Regions from separate parts of the Homo sapiens genome. Here region 1 is linked to region 2. Evidence: read pairs that join two places in POLR2A ChIA-PET (ENCODE). Cell type or tissue: A673. All regions are shown on one strand. Links, peaks and the distances in the headings refer to the core of each region. The heading gives the core; the rest is flanking DNA.

Region 1 (8,333 bases), core at 324-5,323, 100 kb after region 2:
TGTTGGCTGAAGACATGATCATTTATCTTGAAAACCCTAATGACTCCTCCCAAAAGCTCCTAGAACTGACAAACGAATTCAGCAACGTTTCCTGATACAAGATAAATGTACACAAATCAGTAGCTCTTCTATATACCAACAGCGACCAAGTGGAGAATCAAATCAAGAACTCAAGCCTTTTTACAATAGCTGCAAAAAAAAAAAAAAACAAAAAAAAACAAAAAAAAAAAACCTAACCAAAGAGTCGAAAGACCTCTACAGGGAAAACTACAAAACACTGCTGAAAGAAACCATAGATGACACAAACAAATAGAAACACACCCCATGCTCATGGATGGGTAGAATCAATATTGTGAAAATGACCATACTGCCAAAAGCAATCTACAAATGCAATACAATCCCCATCAAAACACTACCATCATTCTTCACAGAATTAGAAAAAACAATTCTAAAATTCATATGGAATCAAAAGAGAGCCTGCATAGCCAAAGCAAGACTAAGCAAAAAGAATAAATCTGTAGGCATCACACTACCTGATTTCAAACTATACTATAAGGCTATAGTCACCAAAACAGCATGGTTCTGGTATAAAAATAGGCACATAGACCAATGGAACAGAATAGAGAACCCAGAAATAAATGCAAATACTTATAGCCAACTGATCTTTGACAAAGCAAACAAAAACATAAAGTGGGGAAAGGACACCCTTTTCAACAAATGGTGCTGGGATAACTGGTTAGCTGCATCTAGGAGAATAAAACTGGATCTTCATCTCTCGCCTTTTACCAAAGTCAACTCAAGATGGATTAAGGACTTAAATCTAAGTGCTGAAACTATAAAAATTCTAGAAGATAACATTGGAAAAAACTCTTCTAGATATTGGCTTAGGCAAGGATTTCATGACCAAGAACCCAAAAGTAAATGCAATAAAAACATAGATAAATAGTTGAGACTTAAACTAAAGAGCTTTTGCATGGCAAAAGGAATAGTCAGCAGAGTCAACAGACAACCCACAGAGTGGGAGAAAATCTTCGCACTCTATACATCTGACAAAGGACAAATATCCAGAATCTATAAGGAACTCAAACAAATCAGTAAGAAAAAAATAATCCCATCAAAAAGTGGGCTAAGGACATGAATAGACAATTCTCAAAAGAAGATATACAAGTGGCCAACAAACATATGACAAAATGCTCAACATCACTAATGATCAGAGAAATGCAAATCAAAACTACAATGCGATACCACCTTACTCCTGCAAGAATGGCCATAATAAAAAAATCAAAAAACAGTAGATGTTGGCATGGATGCAGTGATCAGGGAACACTTCTACACTGCTGGTGGGAATGTAAACTAGAATGTAAACAGCCACTATGGAAAACAGTGTGGAGATTCCTTAAAGAGCTAAAAGTAGAACTATCATTTGATCCAGCAACCCCAATACTGGGTATCTACCCAGAGGAACATAAGTCATTATATGAAAAAGATACTTGAACACACATGTTTGTAGCATCACAACTCAAAATTGCAAAATCATGGAAGCAACCCAAATGCCCATCAATCAAAGAATGGATAAAGAAACTGTTATTATATATATGTACACACACACACACACACACACACACACACACACACACACACACACGATGGAATACTACTCAGCCATAAAAAGGAATGAATTAATGGCATTTGCAGTGACCTGGATGAGACTGGAGACTATTATTCTAAGTGAAGGAACTCAGGAATGGAAAACCAAACATCGTATGTTCTCACTGATATGTGGGAGCTAAGCTATGAGGACACAAAGGCGTAAGAATGATATAATGGACTCTGGGGACTTGTGGGGAAGTGTGGAAGGGGGATGAGGGATAAAAGACTATAAATATGGTGCAGTGTATACTGACTGGGTGATGGGTGCACCAAAATCTCACAAATCACCACTAAGGAACTTATCTAACCAAATATCACCTGTACCCCAATAACCTACGGAAAAAAAACAAAAAATAAAATAAAATAAAAATAAAAATAACTGAGGCAAAGCAATATCAGCAAAATGATAGTTTGATATTATTTTTAAATATTAGTTTTTTAATTTTTATATTTCATTGGCCTATGATCATTGAACATTGGCTGAATTTCCTTGGTTATAAGCTGAAGAGGAATCAAATTTTACATTTCCTGAGTATACAACATCCTCTCCCCTCTTCAAATTTAAAACTTGCCTGCATTAGTTTGAAAAAATGGAAAAACTGTTTGACATTTGTTCTGCTTAGAAACAATTGTGAAAACCAAATGCAAACTTTCTAAGATACAAATGCATGCACTTTTAATTATTTTGGGTGAGGCAGGCTTATAGAAAGCTCATATTTTGGGGGCGCTGTCTCTATAAAATTAGACCTTTTGTTAGCTCCAGTGATAGCCAGCACAGCATATATGAAATTGGGGGAAGGATGGAAGAAGCAGCATATTAGAAACAAGTATAATGAATAAATAAGAACTATGCAGAGTTTAGGAGCACAAATTTTGCAGTGTTTCATGCTGAATCCCATTCTCATGAGTTTATTTCCTTCTTGATATATGTATGAATATGTTTAATTTGGTGTGCATTCAATATCTTTTTGTGAGTAATTTCTAAGCACTACAAGATTTTACTTGAATACTACGATAATGTCCTCTAAAATTGCTGAATGTTTCTTAGTAATTCCTTCATCACCCCTTTAAATCAAAGGGAGCTCTGAGAAAGGAAGATGAAAATCTGGTTGCTTAACTGTTGAAGTAGTCCAGACATTAAGCAGTCTATACCTATATTAATAAAGAATGAACTTAATTAATAAAACTGCACATTTTTCTTCTTTCTAGGAGTCTGAAAAAAAGAATTTAGAATCCAGAGAATAAGGTATTAGTAAATATTCACAAAATTAAGGATTCGTTTTTTCAACTTACTGTGCAATCTGGGAGTGGGATATTGCAAGCCTTTGGTCAGCACATTCAATGATTTCTTCATATGATGTAACCTTGAAAAAAATAAGCTAAACCAATTATTTTTCATTCTAGAATTTTTATTTTTTTCTTTTTTATGACTACAAGTTGAAGCTTAATTATCTGACTATTAATGAAAGTTTCATAATAGGCAAAACACTTTCCTTACATTTTGAAATCAGGAACATGAAAGAAAAGAATGATAACACGCCCATTAATCATGCAGAAAACGTGAAGTACCAAAAAATGGACAACAGTAATGAGTCAACCATAATCTAGTTGTCTTCCAAATAAGTACTGTATGCATCAACTAGGGATTAGAGTTCATTTGATTAAAGTTAAGGCAGTTTTAATAAGGTAAACTGGAACACTAAGTTGGCAAGATTTAGAATTATCCTGAAAATGAAGTAGCAATACTAAGATTTTAAATTGCCAACAGCAGAATGGATAGACACACACAACAATCTTTGATAGCTTTCAGCTAAAAGGATAATGGGGGTGTTTTATAATATCATTATGAAGTAAAAGGGATCAATATAAATGTGCTACATCATCCCACAGACCCTTTTTAGCTCTAAAATTCTATTAATATTTGGCATAGTTTTTAAAAGGCACAAATATTTCTGTAAGGCAGTTTGTACCAGGCCGGGAACAGTGTCTCAGGTCTGCAATCCCAGGATTTTGGGAGGCCGAGGCAGAAGGATTGCTTGAGACCAGGAGGTTGAGACCAGCCTATGCAACATAGCGAGACCATGTCTCTACAAAAATTTTTAAAAATTAGCCAGGAATGGTGGCACATGCCTATAATCCCAGCTACTCATGAGACTGAGGCAAGGAGGCTTGCTTGAGCCCAGGGGATTGAGGCTGTAGTTAGCACTGCACTGTACTTCGGCCTGGGTGACAGAGTGAGATCTTGTCTCAAAATACAAAAGAAAAAAAAATGTCTACCTTCTTTATTAAGTTGCCTAAATGTCTTTGATACTTGTCATTTTCTTCAATGAGTCTGTTGCAGTGGTTTTCTTTTGACTCTAGGAGATGTCCCAGTTTTGTGATCTATGGAGAAATATCAGTAAACATACTAATCTGGAACCTGCCAGGAAAGCTATATATGGATGCCAAGAACAAATGAGAAAACTGAGCAATACTTTATTCCAATATTCTTCTAAACCGAGCTGTACCGTAGGTGAAGCATGAGAGGCTATGAACCAGATAATGGTTGGACTGCACTTAGAACAGATAAACAAAAATTATAATGGGGTTTTACCTTTCCTCTTTATACTATAAAACAGCATTACAAATAACAGAACACCTATTGGTACATACAAATATTTATCAGCCCCAAATCTTCCTTATCGTCTTTCCATATATAGCCAATGGGTAGACATATTTGACTCTATATGAAGTAAAGCACTGATTTTTCAGATTTGAGAAATACTCTCCCTTGCATAATTTTCAGGTTTGAGAAATACTCTCCCTTGCATAAATGACTGCAAGTTTTTAAAAAGGTTCAGCTTAATGTATTTCATTTTCTGACCTATGGTCCAATTTTTATTTGCAAGAAAGCCATTAAAAATGAAAAATTATGTGACATCTGAAATTAATTATCAGGAAATGGTATTCACAATTTCCCCTAGCAGTTACCTTAATTTTCAAAGCAATTATAGAAGAAAAACTATAAACATGAAATAACAATGTTAAATGACTTTTAATCATCTAATGTTTTATTATTTATTTATTTATTTGAGATGGAGTCTCTGTCGCCAAGGTTGGAGCACAGTGGCACGATCTCAGCTCACTGCAACCTCTACCTCCCAGGTTCAAGCAATTCTCCTGCCTCAGCCTCCTGAGTAGATGGGATTACAGGTGTGCGCCACCACGCCCAGCTAATTTTTGTATTTTTAGTCGAGATGGGGTTTCACCATGTTGGCCAGGCTGGTCTTGAACTCCTGAGCTCAGGTGATCCGCCCCCCGTCGGCCTCCCAAAGTGCTGAGATTACAGGTGTGAGCCACCGCGCCCAGCCTAATGTTTCAAATATACTTACATGTCTGTAGTGAAGAACCCTAGAGGAATCAATAACAGAGCAAATTTGCAGCAGAAATAGCAACTTTCTTTCTCTTATATGAATAAATTAATGAGGACAATATCAAATCAGTGGTCCCACTTCTCTAACAACATATATTATTTAAGGTACTTAATCTAGTTGTTATTACCTCAATTTAACAGTTGGAACAAAAGTGAAGAGAATTTAAAAGACTTTTGAAGTAGAAAATGTTAGGCTCTTTTCATCCCATCTCCTCACTACATCCTGGAGGGGGGTTCCACTCTGCTTCATGACACTTGACTGAAGCAATGTGGAATTCCTTCTCAATTTCTCTTTTTCATTATAGATTTCATGGCACACTTTGAATTCTTTAATAGCTTTCAAGATCAAAATAACAACCCTTTTAAGTCTGCAGATGGATTTTTTTTTAATTTGCTAACCTCAGATTAAATAAAGAATAGCAAAAGCTTCCTTACAGAATAATATTTATTTTAAAGGTAAAGGAATTGCTCTGCAGAAGCCGGGTTTTTAGATTATCATGAAAAGAAATACAACATTTTGAGTTTCTGCTAACGTACAAATTTTAACTGCTTTAAGGGTATAAGTGACACACGATTAATAACACATATTTAAAGTGTATGGTTTGGTAAATTTTTGTTGTTGTTGTTTGTTTTTATATTTGTTTTTGTTTTTGAGATGGAGTATCGCTTTGTCACCCAGGCTGGAGTGCAGTGGTGCAATCTCTGCTCACTGCAACCTCTGCCTCCAGGGTTCAAGTGATTCTCCTGCCTCAGCCTCCCTAGTAGCAGGGACTACAGGTGTATGCCACCACACCTGGCTAGTTTTCATAGTTTTAGTAGAGACGGGGTTTCACCATGTTGGCCAGACTGCGGTTAGGTAAGTTTTGAGATATATATATATATATATATATATATATATATATATATATATATGCCTCCAAAACCATCACCAGCATCAAGATAATGAGTCTGCCCGTCAACCTCCACAACCAAAGTTTCTTCTTGCCACTCAGCAATCCCTCCCTCCTGCCCATCTGCCTTCCTTGACCTCCACACTCTCTGCCAGTCCCAGGCAAACACTGATCCACTTTCTGTCATCATAGATTACTTTGTATATTCTAGAATGTTATATAATGGAACCAAACAGTATTTACTCTTTTTTTGTCTAGTTCTTTTCACATGGTATAATTATTTTGAGGTTCTTCTATGTTGCATGTGTTTCAGTAGTTCATCCCTTTTTTATGACTGAGGAGTATTTTCATTGAATGAATATATACAATGTATTTACCCATTCACCTGTAGACAGACATTTGGGTTGCTTTCTGATTTGGGCTATTTATTATAAATAAAGCTACAAAGACCTCATACATATTTGTATGAACATATGCTTTCATTTCTCTTGGGTAAACATCTAGGAGTAGGCCAGGCACAGTGTCTCATGCCTGTAATCCCAGTGCTTTGGGAGACGGAGGCGGGAGGATTGCTTGAGCTCAGGAGTTTGAGGCTGGCTTAGGCAACATAGCAAGACTCCAGCTCTACAAAAAAAATTTTTTTTAATTAGCTAGGGCTGGTGATGTGCACCTGTAGTCCCAGATATTCTGGAGGCTGAGGTGGGAGGCCACAGTGAGCCAAGATTGCACCACTACACTTCAGCCTGGGTGACACAGCAAGTGATACCCTGTAAACAATAACCAAAAAAAACTAGGAGTAGAATAATGGTAGGTGTGTGTTTAACTTTTAAAGCCATCGCCAAAATGTTTTCCAAAATGGTTGTACAATTTTACATCCCAACCAGCAGCGAATGAGAGTTGCATTTGCTCCACATTCTCTCCAAGCCTTAGTATAGTCAGTCTTTTTAATTTTAGACATTCTAAAACGGGTGAGTGGTATTCTCTGTGGTTTTAATTTGCATCTTTTTTTTTTTTGAAACGGAGTTTCGCTCTTGTTGCCCAGGCTGGAGTGCAATGGCACAATCTTGGCTCACTGCAACCTCCTCCTCCCAGGTTCAAGTGATTCTCCTGCCTTGGCCTCCCAAGTAGCTGGGATTACAGGCATGTGCCACCATGCCCGGCTAATTTTGTATTTTTTAGTAGAGATGGGATTTCACCATGTTGGTCAGGCTGGTCTCAAACTCCTGACCTGAGGTGATCCACCCACCTCGGCCTCCCAAAGTGCTGGGATTACAGGTGTGAGCCACCTTGCCTGGCCTAATTTGTATCTTAAAGATGTTAAGTATCTTTGCCACCTCTTCAGCACCTCCTTTCCTGAGTGGCCTGCCCATGTGTACTGCAGCACAGAGCACAGACACAGACCCACAGAAGTTGTGATGGGCCTCACTGACTGCCTTGAAGATGTAGGCTCTAAGGGCAGGGGTGAGTTAGGCAGAGGCTGAACACACATGTTGGGTCATGTTCACAGCAACAGACATTTGACATAGCAGAGGAGGAAGTCCTTTTGGAGAGCTGCTCCCCGGGCAGTGTGGACTACAGCCAGTGAGAGGCAGAGAAGCCAAGATGAGGTTCACTCAGTCCAGGTGGCACTGCTCAGTCATGAGCCCTCCAAAGATATCCTGGGTTTGGTCCTCTCTGTATCCCAAATTTGTGGACACAGTTCCAAGTTAATAATATATTAACTTGCTTCAATATATTATGAGGCACTGAAATCCAAATCACTAAAAAACTGAGGTCACACATCTTGTATTCACTTTCTGTCGCTGCTGCAACAAATTACCACAAACTTAGTGGCTTCACACAACACAAAGTGATTATCTTATAGTTCTGTAGGTGGGAAGTCTGGCACAGGTCTCACTGGGCTAAAGTCAAAGTGTCAACAGGGCTGCGCTCCTTTCTGGAGGCCTTAGGGGAGACTTTCCAGCTTCTAAAGGCTGCCCACATCTTTGGCTTAGGTCCCCTCTCTTCATCTTCAGAGCCAGCAAGTGTCGTAGCTTTGAATATTCTTTAGTAGTCAAATCTCCCTCTGACATGTCTGGGAAAGGTCCTCTACTTTTAAGAACTCATGATTATTGGACCCACCCTGACAATCCAGGATAATGTACCCCTGAATCTCAAGGCCCTTGATTTAATCACATCTGCAAAGTCCATTCTGCCATGTTCTGGGGACTAGGGTGTGGGAATCTTTGGGGGTGCCATTATCCTGCTACCACACACCTGTTATGAGGGTTACTGAGGCCCTCTATGATTTGAGGTGCCAGGCCAGGTGGCCTGGCCATAAGGTGAAGCCAGGGTATTTAGCTCTATCTAGGTCGTAATTCAAGGTTTCCTAAGAGGCTTTT
Region 2 (11,112 bases), core at 2,827-7,826:
AAGGGTGCCCTTCCTTTGAAAGATTCCACCACCCCTGGGAGGCTGACAGCTAGGAAGCCTACAAGCTTGCCTGCGCCCCCTTGGGTCTCTGCAGCCTCCACCTGGAGATGAGCGTCAGGCAAGAGTGTGCATACCATACACACACAACGCAGGCTTGGGGTCGTTTCCTGTGAAACTCATCAAGACCATGCTTTGGAGGATTAGGGGTAGGGGTGGTCCTGTGTATGTTGCATGTTTGTATGATCTCTTTGCACTGGAAAAATAACTTATAACTCAAGCTTCCTCAACTTCCCTAGCGCTGCGAGTCTCTGGAATGCACCCCTCTCCTATCTCGCAGCCCCTGTCTGCCCTGCCTGAGTCACTCACACCTTCCTGGGGGCGGGGGCAGTGGAAGCCAGGGGTTCAGGGGCACAGCCAGCCCTGGGAACACACCTGAGGTGATGTGGAGGCTGCTTTTGCCTTTCTTCACGTCCCCAGGGTCATCTTGGTCCTCCTGGGGGATGTAACAGGTGGTGAGGATTTGGGCCGAAAGAAGTCCTCACTGGTTTGGGGTTCAGGCTGCTGGCGTGGGTCTAGCCCATTCCCGGCGACATCCCTGGCATGGGCGTACCTGGTGGTGCCCCTCTGAGCCCTCCCCGCTGTGCTTGCCCCACAGACAGTCAGTCGGATGCGGAGACTGCAGCCGCCGCGGGCGAAGTGCTAGACCTCACCTCACGGGACAGAGAGCAGCCGTCGGAGGGCGCCACTGAGCTCCGCCAGGTCGCAGGGGATGCGCCTGTGGAGCAGGCCACGGCGGAAACGGCCTCGCCGGTGCACCGGGAAGAGCACGGGCGTGGGGAGAGCCATGAGCCGGAGGAGGAGCATGGCACTGAGGAGAGCACTGGGGACGCCGACGGCGCGGAAGAGGACGCGTCGAGCAACCAGAGCCTGGACCTGGACTTCGCCACCAAGCTCATGGACTTCAAGCTGGCGGAGGGCGACGGCGAGGCAGGCGCCGGGGGCGCGGCCTCGCAGGAGCAGAAGCTCGCCTGCGACACCTGTGGGAAGAGCTTCAAGTTCCTGGGCACCCTGAGCCGCCACCGGAAGGCGCACGGCCGCCAGGAGCCCAAGGACGAGAAGGGAGATGGCGCCAGCACTGCAGAGGAGGGGCCCCAGCCCGCCCCTGAACAGGAGGAGAAGCCCCCCGAGACCCCGGCAGAGGTGGTGGAGTCGGCCCCGGGTGCCGGGGAGGCCCCGGCGGAAAAGCTCGCGGAGGAGACGGAGGGCCCCTCCGACGGGGAGAGCGCGGCCGAGAAAAGGTCCTCAGAGAAGAGCGACGATGACAAGAAACCAAAGACAGACTCCCCCAAAAGCGTGGCCAGCAAGGCAGACAAGAGGAAGAAGGTCTGCAGCGTGTGCAACAAGCGGTTCTGGTCGCTGCAGGACCTGACCCGGCACATGCGCTCCCACACAGGTAACCAGGGCAGGCCAGGTCCCCGGCCCAACAAGAGGAGGCGAGCCGGGCACCTCTCCTAGGAGCTCCCCTGAAGCGGCGCTGGAGGCCACCGAGAGAACGTTTGCTTACGTTGCCGGTGTGCCCTTTAAGCCCGTGAACTAGGAGTTTTAAGGAGTTGTACTCTCAGCCCTTGAAGACGGTGCAGGCCTCCTGCAGCCAGGCAGGAGAGGGTCCTTGGCCGTTGTGTTTTTGAGAACGCTGTGATCCGCCTTTAGCTCTGCTGCCTCCGCCTCCCCATCTGTAGAGTGGGGGTAACAGCTGCCCTGTTTCATAGAGGTATCTAGGAGAGGGTGCTTGTGCTGGGCATTTGGGCCACTTAGTCCTGTCTAGTCCTGTGGCCTGGACGACAGGCACTGCCCCAGGCCGCTGTGGGGCAGGCACCCTGGGTGATCCATTAGGGTCAGGAGGGCCTTTTCCTTTCTTAGCCGTGCAGTTCGGCTGAGATGACTGGGACAGGACCCTTAGCCACTGCCCTTCACACCGTTCTAGAGTTCACCCACCACCTGCAGGGTGGAGGCTGCAGACCCCAGAGCAGGGGCGCTTACTTTGACACAAAGACCTGAATATGCTCATGGAGTCCAGAGATATATCCTTCTTCTTTCCAAAATAACCTGTCCCTCCTCTCAGCCGCAGCTTCCCTCCCTGTCACAGCTGCAGCCCGCAGTGAACACATGTGCCCCGACCCAGCGCAGTCGGCTCTGCCCTGCGCTTGCCCGTGTGAAGGGCCAGGGTCCTTGGCTCTCAGAAGAGGGATATTCTTGGGCTCCCAACAAGCGTGGTGGGCCCTGCCCTGGGCCTGGCGTGTGAGCCATCAGGAAAGCCCCCGCTGCACCACATCGCAATGCAGAGGGTAACTGGTGCCCCCGACCTAGGTGCTGCTGTCCATACAGATCCCTGAGAGGGTCCACTCCTGTCCCCCTCTAGATTCCTTCCCAGTCTCTGGTCGAGGCCAGTCTGCACATCTCCTGAGGCTTCTGCTTCTGGGACCTGGGTTTTCTGGATCAGTATGTAGAGTGCCTGGGCTGAGAGAGGAAGGAGAGGAAAGGTCTCAGACTGACAGCTTGAACCAGCAAACAGAGCTTGTCCGTCCTCAGTTTGCTGGTTCAAGGAAGAGGCCTCTGGCTGAGTAGGACGGAGTCCTGGCCCCCCGCACATAGCCTGGGAGCCTCATTCTTCCTGTGCAGAGCAGGGTGCAGTGGGTACTGGTGCCTTTTGGTTAATGGAAATTCTTTCTTCCATTGTTCCAGGGGAAAGGCCATACAAATGTCAGACCTGCGAGCGAACCTTCACCTTGAAGCACAGCCTGGTTCGCCACCAGCGGATCCACCAGAAAGCCAGGCATGCCAAACACCACGGGAAGGACAGCGACAAGGAAGAGCGGGGTGAGGAGGACAGCGAGAATGAGTCCACCCACAGCGGCAACAACGCCGTCTCAGAGAACGAGGCTGAGCTGGCTCCCAATGCCAGCAACCACATGGCTGTCACCCGGAGCCGGAAGGAGGGCTTGGCCAGTGCCACCAAGGACTGCAGCCACAGGGAGGAGAAGGTCACGGCAGGGTGGCCGTCTGAGCCTGGCCAGGGTGACCTTAACCCAGAGAGCCCGGCGGCCCTGGGGCAGGACCTGCTGGAGCCGCGCAGCAAGAGGCCTGCCCACCCAATCCTGGCCACAGCTGATGGCGCCTCCCAGCTCGTGGGGATGGAGTGACAGCCTCAGTCCCCCTCAGCACAGACAAAAGCCAGCAGAGCAAAGCGTCTATACTTCATGGGGTTTCCTCAGTGCCCTTTGGCTGTTGAGGAGTGAGAGAGAGAGAGAGAGAGAGAGAGAGAGAGAGAGAGAGAGACAAGCAGGAGCGTGGCTGCTCGCTCAGTGCCATAGCCTTACCGCAGCCTGCGCGGGAGGCCACAGCCCGTGCCGATTCCAGTGCCTTAACTACTTACCGGATCCCTCCATATTATCATGGGTGTTGTATTTTTCCAAAATGACTTCTTAAACAAAACAAATATTATAATGAATTGTCTGGAGAGGACCTCTTCATTTGAGCATTAGCGTTATTTTGTATTGGTGTGTGTGAGCTTGTTCTTGTGAATCTGTGATAGCACCGTTTGTTCTGTGAGCTGGAAACAGAAGGAAAAAACATACCCTTGGGTACCCATAGCCAATAACTGGAAGAAAATGATGTGAATTTCATGTAAATGACCAGAGGAAAGATGGATAAGATGATAATTTCTTAAATAGACATTTTCCTTTTTTCTTTGTGCTTCATGGTGGAGCTGTCATCTGGTCCTTGGTATTACAGGATGTGGTTGATGAAGGTTTCCAATATGGTTTCAGGCCAAAACCAGGGAAGATTCTAGCTTCAGCCTCATGTCCATTTCCAGTCTGTCAGCATTAGACATGGTCACTGTTCAAGTTTCAAGACATCCATTCTTAACTATAGAGAAGAGTTACTCCCCTGGCGTCTTAACCTATGGAAAACATGCACGGATAGGATATATTTGATTGCCTCCTCTTCCCTTTCAGTATATGTATTATTAATATTATTATTATTATTATTATTATTAGTTCATCAGTTTGCTGTTCTCTGCAGTGAGCAGAATCAAATGGGCAATATTTGTCCTGGGAGACCTGTGCCGCACCCAGGTCCCCGTGTTAACGTGTGCCTGCGGTTGTGGTTGGCACCCTCGGGTGGTAGCTCTTCTACTGTAATGAGACAAGCCTTTCTTCTGTCACTGCAGAATTTAGAAGGGGCCGTGAGCAGTCTTCCCAAGCATGGTCCAGGAGCAGCTCAGAGAGGGTGGAGTGAGGATGCATGCATCCAGGGAACAGGCATCAAGAAGCCAGGGCCGTGCCTGGAGCACTGCAGAGATGACTTTGGAGAAAGCAAAGCAGTGACCCAGTGACCAGGCACATTACTCGTGAGCGAGGTATTCCCAGTCTTCCTGCTAAGCCTAATCCAAGCCTTACCCAGCTGTGCTACTGTCATTTGCAAAGCAAGGAAATACTACTACTGGTAATAAAACTACACATGCAAGATGTCAGATAAGAAATAGGTTTATATTTACCTTCCTGCGATGTGGGGTTGGTGCTTGAAGATAAATGTGCTGTTTCTAGTTTCTTAAATAGCCCACACCCCTGGATGCAAAAAGGCAGGGTTATTTTTACCCATGAGCATCCTGTGCAGGCAATAGACTTCCCTCACTGTCTCCGCCTGCAGGGAGGAGAATGTACCCCACTGCACCTGAGCTCCTGGTCCCTCAGCCAAGACCTCAGGGGTCCCCAGCCAGCCTGCTGCTGGGGACCCCTGTGCTTGCTGCAGTGTATGGAGCCTCTTGCCTTCCCCTGGGGAGGCACCCCTGTACCCCAGCTTCCTTCCCCTGGCCTTTTCTGGCCCCAGTGCTCCTCCTTTACATAGACTTGTTCACACAGAAACGTGCACGCCCCCTTTTCTCCGCCACTTCACCAGTTTCTGAAATCCAACCTCCCAGACTTCACAGGAAGATAGATATTCTTGAGATAATGAAAAGTGATATCTTCGCATACGAAAGGAAAAAAGGTTGAGGTATATATGATTTTTAACTGTATTAGGGGTGTATGAACCAGTTTAAAAACGAGGTTTTATTTACTGTAGAGATGAATGCAAATCAGAACCAATGATCCCTTGGCCTACTTAGTTAAAACCAGTTCATACATCCCTTAGGGTTTTTATTATTATTATTATTATTATTACAGTTGTTATTGTTGTTTTTGTTGTTATTATTATTTGGGGTTTCTTGTGTTTTTTCTTTGCGACTCTCCACACTAAACTTGCAATATTGTGGGGAGAAGCTGTGACTAAACTCTACGCTGCGGTGAGATGTAGCAGTAATCAGCTCCCAGCGACGTGTGTAGCTGGGGCTGCCGCTCGCAATAATCACTATTGATTTAAAGCTTTACTTAGCCTTGATCTGTACCCTCGTAGTCAATAAGGTCTTGCCACATTTTATTAGTGAGGTGGAGAAACGTATTATTTGTTTGTTGTTTTTGCCCTTCCCCCACCCCCCAATATTAAACTGTGAAATTTGTGATTTGTTTAAACTCTGGGTGAATCATAGCTTAGTTTGCATGTCCAGCTAATTTGTTTCTATACATTTTGTTTGATTCTCTTTCTCCTTCTCTCAGGGCTTTTACAAAAAAATATATATATATGGATCTTCTGAAAAGTTTTTTGAGGTGCAAGTTTTTTCTCTTTTTTTTTTTTTTTTTTTTTTCTCATTGATTAATGGACATGATGCTGAGATTCAATCACTACATGAAACACCTGGCTGTGAAAACAAAACAACCCAGAGGGCTGTGTTCCAAGCAGCGCTGGGGAAGCTACGTAACAGTCGGATGCCAGTTTTGGAAGATTCACCATGCGTTCTGACCCTCTGTTCGTCTCTTTCCTCTCCTCTTTCTTCAAGAAGGAAATTGATCCTAGTGATTTCAGCCCATGCATTAAACAGGAAACAATAATAAATTTGTAGAATTCATATTTTTCTAAAGGGAACTTAAAAACTGCTGCTACATGTTATGTACAAAACTGGTTTATGCCACATGAACAGAGAATCACAAGTTTGGTTTTGGTACTTTTTGTTCCTCTTTGTATTCAGTTGTATAGAACTTCCAAATTCAGAATGAGAAGAAAGCTGTTCTGTATCAAACCATTTAAGCAATAAATGTTATATTTTAAAAGCTGCAGATTGCCGGTCACGTGGCCGTCCTGTGATTTGTTGTGATCCCATCCCCAAACCCACAGCCCACTTGGGGCAGGTCCCAGGTGTGCAGTACCATTGGGGGGAGTCACAGGTGCCCAGGAAAGCTCTTGTCACCCAGGCAGCATTTTTATTTGCGCTGGAGGCTGTGGCAGTGACTCTTGCCTATGCTCCCAGCACTTTGGGAAGCCAAAGCAGGAGATTCACTTGAAACCAGAAGTTCAAGACCAGCCTGGGCAAAATAGTGAGACCCCTATCTCTAGAAAAAAATGTTTAAGAACTAGCTTGGCATGGTGGTACATGCCTGTTGTCCCAGCTATTTGGGAGGTTGAGGCAGGAGGATCGCTTGAGCCCAGGAGTTTGAGGTTGCAATGAGCTACGATCGTTCCTCTGCCCTCCAGCCTGGGGGACACAGCAAGACCCTGCTGTATGTAAAAGCACTCGGCTGCAGTTGTGAGAGCTGCTTTGAGAGCATGTGGAAAGTTAAGTGCATGGCCACTGTCAGAGCTTCAGAGTGGAGATCTTGGTGTTGGGTGCACAGGGCCAGGAGGCTGGACCTAATGAGGCACCACAGTGCAGGCCACTCTGTCATTGGCTAAAGCCAGCATTTTTGTTTCCTGTGCAATAATGCCTAAGAAGTCCGCCTCGCCTCTTCTTCCTCCAACCCAGTGGTAAGTGATTGAGTCAGCACCTAGTGGAGGGAGAACAAAATCTGTTAGTGTGACCAGATTTTGGTGAGACGGGAGGGGACAGCAACCCTAGGGCTGGGGATGGTGCAGGTTAAAACTCACATTTGGGTAAAATAGCAATCAGCAGAGCCCCAACTCCTAGCAGAGCCTCAACTCCTATAACTAGGGAGTGGCTCTCAAAAAGCAACACTGGGGGCTGGGTGCGGTGTCTCACGCCTGTAATCCCAGCACTTTGGGAGGCCGAGGTGGGTGGATCACAAGGTCAGGAGATTGAGACCATCCTGGCTAACACGGTGAAACACCATCTCTACTAAAAATACAAAAATTAGCCAGGCATGGTGGCAGGTGCCTATAGTCCCAGCTACTCGGGAGGCTGAGGCAGGAGAATGGTGTGAACCCGCGAGGCAGAGCTTGTATTAAGCCGAGATCGCACCACTGCACTCCAGCCTGGGCGACAGAGTGAGACTCCATCTCAAAAAAACAAACACTGGGCCGGGAGTGGCGGCTCACACCTGTAATCCCAGCACTTTGGGAGGCCAAGGCGGGAGGATCACTTGAGGTCAGGAGTTCGAGACCAGCCTGGCCAACATGGTGAAACTCCATCTCTACTAAAACTGCAAAAAAATTTGGGTGTGGTGGTGTGTGCCTGTAATCCCAGCTACTCGGGAGGCTGAGGCACGAGACTCCCTTGGACCCAGGAGGCAGAGGTTGCAGTGAGCCGAGATGCCGCCACTGCACTCCAGCCTGGGCCAACACAGTGAAACTGTCTCAAAAAAAAAAAAAAAAAAAAAACGAACACTGAAAGAAGTTGGTTGTGGAGGAGGCTGATTGTGGATAATGCTAAAATGCATTGAGTGCACTGTACCATACACTGCTAAGTGCCACCTCCCTGCAGGACCAGAGCTGTGGCTGTGGTCCTTAAGCTTTTTCAGGCCCCTCTGTTGAAAGACGTAGAATTTAACACACATTTATATGTGGGAGCTTGGGGGATCCGCATGCCTGAGTGGGCGGTGGCAGGTGGAGATGTACTAGCCCTGGGTAAGCGGATCTCAAACCTCAGGTCCTCCGCCCAAAGACATAGCCAACCACCTGCGCTGTGTTAGAGATGCAGGACAAAGAAGTGGCCACGAGCTGTGTTGCTGGGGACAAGCTGGCTGGCATGACAATCCCAGTTCTGCCTCTTCGGGCTGGTGAATGGCCTTGTGCCTCAATTTCACCATTCCTAAGAAAGGGATAGCGATAGTACCTGCCTCATGGGCACTGTTGTGTGGATGCTATGAGTTAATTACATAAGGTGCATGTTAGGGGCTCTCGTTATTGTTTCTACAGTCTTCTCATGGGAATGCTTCCTTGGTTGCCTGGTGAGGAAGTAGGTAGAACTTCACCACACACATTCATGGCACAGTGCGGGGAACAGCCAGAGGAGGGCCTTGTGGGAGATCACCAAGATGCAGGCACTGTCTTTGAACCCCAGGGAGTCTTGTCACCTTCTCCTACCTGGCCTCCTCTGGCCCTGTAATCCCACTACCTTCCCGCTCAGCCTGTGACCTCCCCATGGCCCCAGGACTCTGCCTGGGCCTTGGTGCTTATCCAGCATCCCCACCCTGGACCAAAGCCTCCTCCACTGGAGGAGGGCATGGGGCATGGGGATGGGGGAGCTGGCGGCATAGACCTAGCACCCAGGATGAGGCCTAGTCCCTTGTTACCTTACTGCTCAGAGTGTCGTCTGAAGACCCAAAGCATCAGCATCCCTGGGAGCTTGTTAGAAATGGCAACCTCAGGTTGACCTGGTGCGGTGGTGCATGCCTGTTGTCCCAGCACTTTGGGAGGCTGAGGCAAGAGAATCGCTTGAGGCCAGGAGCTCAAGGCTGCAGTGAGCTATGTTCACACTCCAGCCTGATTGACAGAGCGAGATCGCATCTTCACAAAAATAAAAACGTAAACCAAAAAATAAAAGAAATGAGAACCTCTGACCCACCCAGACCTGCTGAGTCAGAATTTGCATGTGAACAAGGGCCACAGTGGATATGTGCACACATTGAAGTTTGAGAAGCTCCGGTCTAGACCCCAAAGCTTGGTTCAGAATAAGGTGGATGGCGGACTCGGCAGCTGGCTGCAGAGACGGCTGTGGATTCTCCCCCTCAAAGACAGAATCCATCTCAGAATGAGTGGGCAGAAGCCACATATGGCTTTAGAGAGTGCCGATCTTGGCCCTCCAGAGGTTCCTTCCACAGTCCCTACTCCAGCCCCAGCACAGACTCAGCCACTGCCTAAACCCGAGTGCCCCAAGAGTCTTGTTTGGGGTTTCTGCCTGTTTGCCATCCTTGTGGATTCCAAAGGCTACTTTGAAAGGGCTGAGGAGCGAGTGGGGCCTCCAACCACTGGCCAACAGCGCCAGCTGCCTGCTTGCCTGTCCTGGTGTTAAGCCTTGGGCCTGGAGCGCTCAGGCCTCTCCCCTTCATAACCACCTCCCTGAGGAGGACAGGAGTGAGGGAGGATGACTAGGCTTATTTTAAGCTTGTAATTGAAGGTTGCTCTTTAGCAACAAAAGAGTCCCCTCCAATTCTAGACTGCCAGAGTCAGTGTCCTAAATAAGAAACAAGCGGTCACTCCTTTCCCGTTTTACTGTTAGGGGAAGGAAGCCACAGCCCAGTGGGGAAGTGACATCCCTGGCCCTTGCCGTTCACCACTTCAAGTCTTGCCCAGCTGTCAGGGCAGGAATTCATGTCCCCACGGTGGCATCTGCTTCCCAGGCTGTGGGGCCAGCAAGGGGCTCAGCTGCTCCCCAGCCCTGCCTTCCTCCATGGATCTGACATGACTCTTTTATGGGAATTTACGTAAAAGTAACGCCTTGCTCAGTGTGGAAAATTTAGGAGCTTCAGGAAAATATAAAGAAAATTAAGGAAGTCATCTCGCTTCTCAAATACCGTGTTAATTTGGTGAGTGTTGCTCTTTTCATTGGGCCTCACTTTTCCCTTCCTCATTCTCAGATGTGTTTGTACAGGACTTTGCACACTGCAGTGTTTTCCTGTGGTTTTTGTTTCTTTTCTTCACCCAAGTCCAGTGAGCTGTGAAGGAAAAAAAATCCTTATTCCTTCAGAGCAGGGACGAGCATTGAAATGATTTGCCCAGGTCAGCTGGCTATTGAGTGCTTTTGTTGGGATGAAATTCTCCACCAGAAAAATCCTAAAACAGAAGTCCCCAAGAATGGGTGGTGTGTGTCGTCCACTGAAAAGGGAGTTACTGAAAACTAGGAATGCGTGGCCTCTAGGAAACATGGCACTGTTGTGATTTGGCACATAGATATTTGGCATACATATTCCCAGGGTCACTGAGTAAATTCCCAACTGTTCCAGTTCTCTTTTGCTGCATGACGAAGAACACCAAAACTTTGGGTCAGGATTCGGTGGGTTGGGCAGGGCTCTGCAGGGATGGCTCATCTGTCCTCCATGAGGCATCAGCTAGGGCAGAGCCTCCAAGACCATTTTTTCTCGCTCATATCAGGTGCCTCTGTGTGTACAACCCACCCACTCACCTACCCACTAAAAGAACCATTCTTTGGGTTGCTTGTTAAAAATTGCATTTCAGGCCGGGTGCAGTGGCTCACACCTGTAATCCCAGAACTTTGGGAGGCCAAGGTGGGCAGATCACCTGAGGTCAGGAGTTCAAGACCAGCCTGGCCAACATGGTGAAACTCCATCTCTACTAAAAATACAAAAATTAGGCTGGCATGGTGGCAGGTGTCTGTAATCCTAGCTACTCGGGAGGCTGAGGCGGGAGAATCACTTGAACATGGGAGGCAGATGTTACCATGAGCCAAGATCACGCCACTGCATTCCAGCCTGGGTGACAAGAGTGAGACTCTGTCTCAAAAAAAAAAAAAAAATTGCATTTCAGATCTACTAATTCAGGATCTCAGGAGGGAGGACCCAGCCATATACATTTTTAGCAAATTCCTAGAGAATTTGCTAAAGCCCAGAAAAGTTTGCAAACCAGGGCTCTGTTAAAGACTGTTCCAGATTCCTGCCCCTCAGTTGTACCTCTAGTTGCCCCTCAAGCTAACACCAAGGCAAATTGTTTGCAATGGAGCCATTGTTTGGTCTGGGGTAACTCTCTGATATCTAGGATATGTACTGGAAACTTCCTTCAAGCCTCCTGCCTGGCCTCTTTCCCTGCTTTTGCAGCCACTCCTCTACA

The links. ChIA-PET counts read pairs that join two places held together with the same protein. Peaks named below come from ENCODE experiments on the same cell type or tissue, not always from the same donor. Only the 100,000 strongest peaks of a DNase experiment are listed, where the experiment ranks them.
Region 1: POLR2A ChIA-PET joins it to region 2 with 5 read pairs; 3 of 35 experiments call an interaction of 5 or more read pairs at or near these places.

Annotation. Positions count from the first base shown.
Region 1 is chr6:7,352,098-7,360,430 of GRCh38, forward strand. It overlaps CAGE1 (cancer antigen 1), which reads right to left. Exons shown (of 14, transcript NM_001170692.2): 10 at 3,928-4,032; 11 at 2,944-3,014. Among named protein-coding and RNA genes, the nearest start is that of CAGE1, 33 kb to the right of the region's middle. In A673, for the core only: no CTCF peak of the experiment used is centred there; no DNase peak of the experiment used is centred there.
Region 2 is chr6:7,245,769-7,256,880 of GRCh38, forward strand. RREB1 (ras responsive element binding protein 1) reads left to right here. Exons shown (of 13, transcript NM_001003699.4): 12 at 656-1,453; 13 at 2,743-6,212. The coding sequence ends at 3,200. Among named protein-coding and RNA genes, the nearest start is that of SSR1, 62 kb to the right of the region's middle. In A673, for the core only: no CTCF peak of the experiment used is centred there; no DNase peak of the experiment used is centred there; H3K27ac peaks cover 347 bases.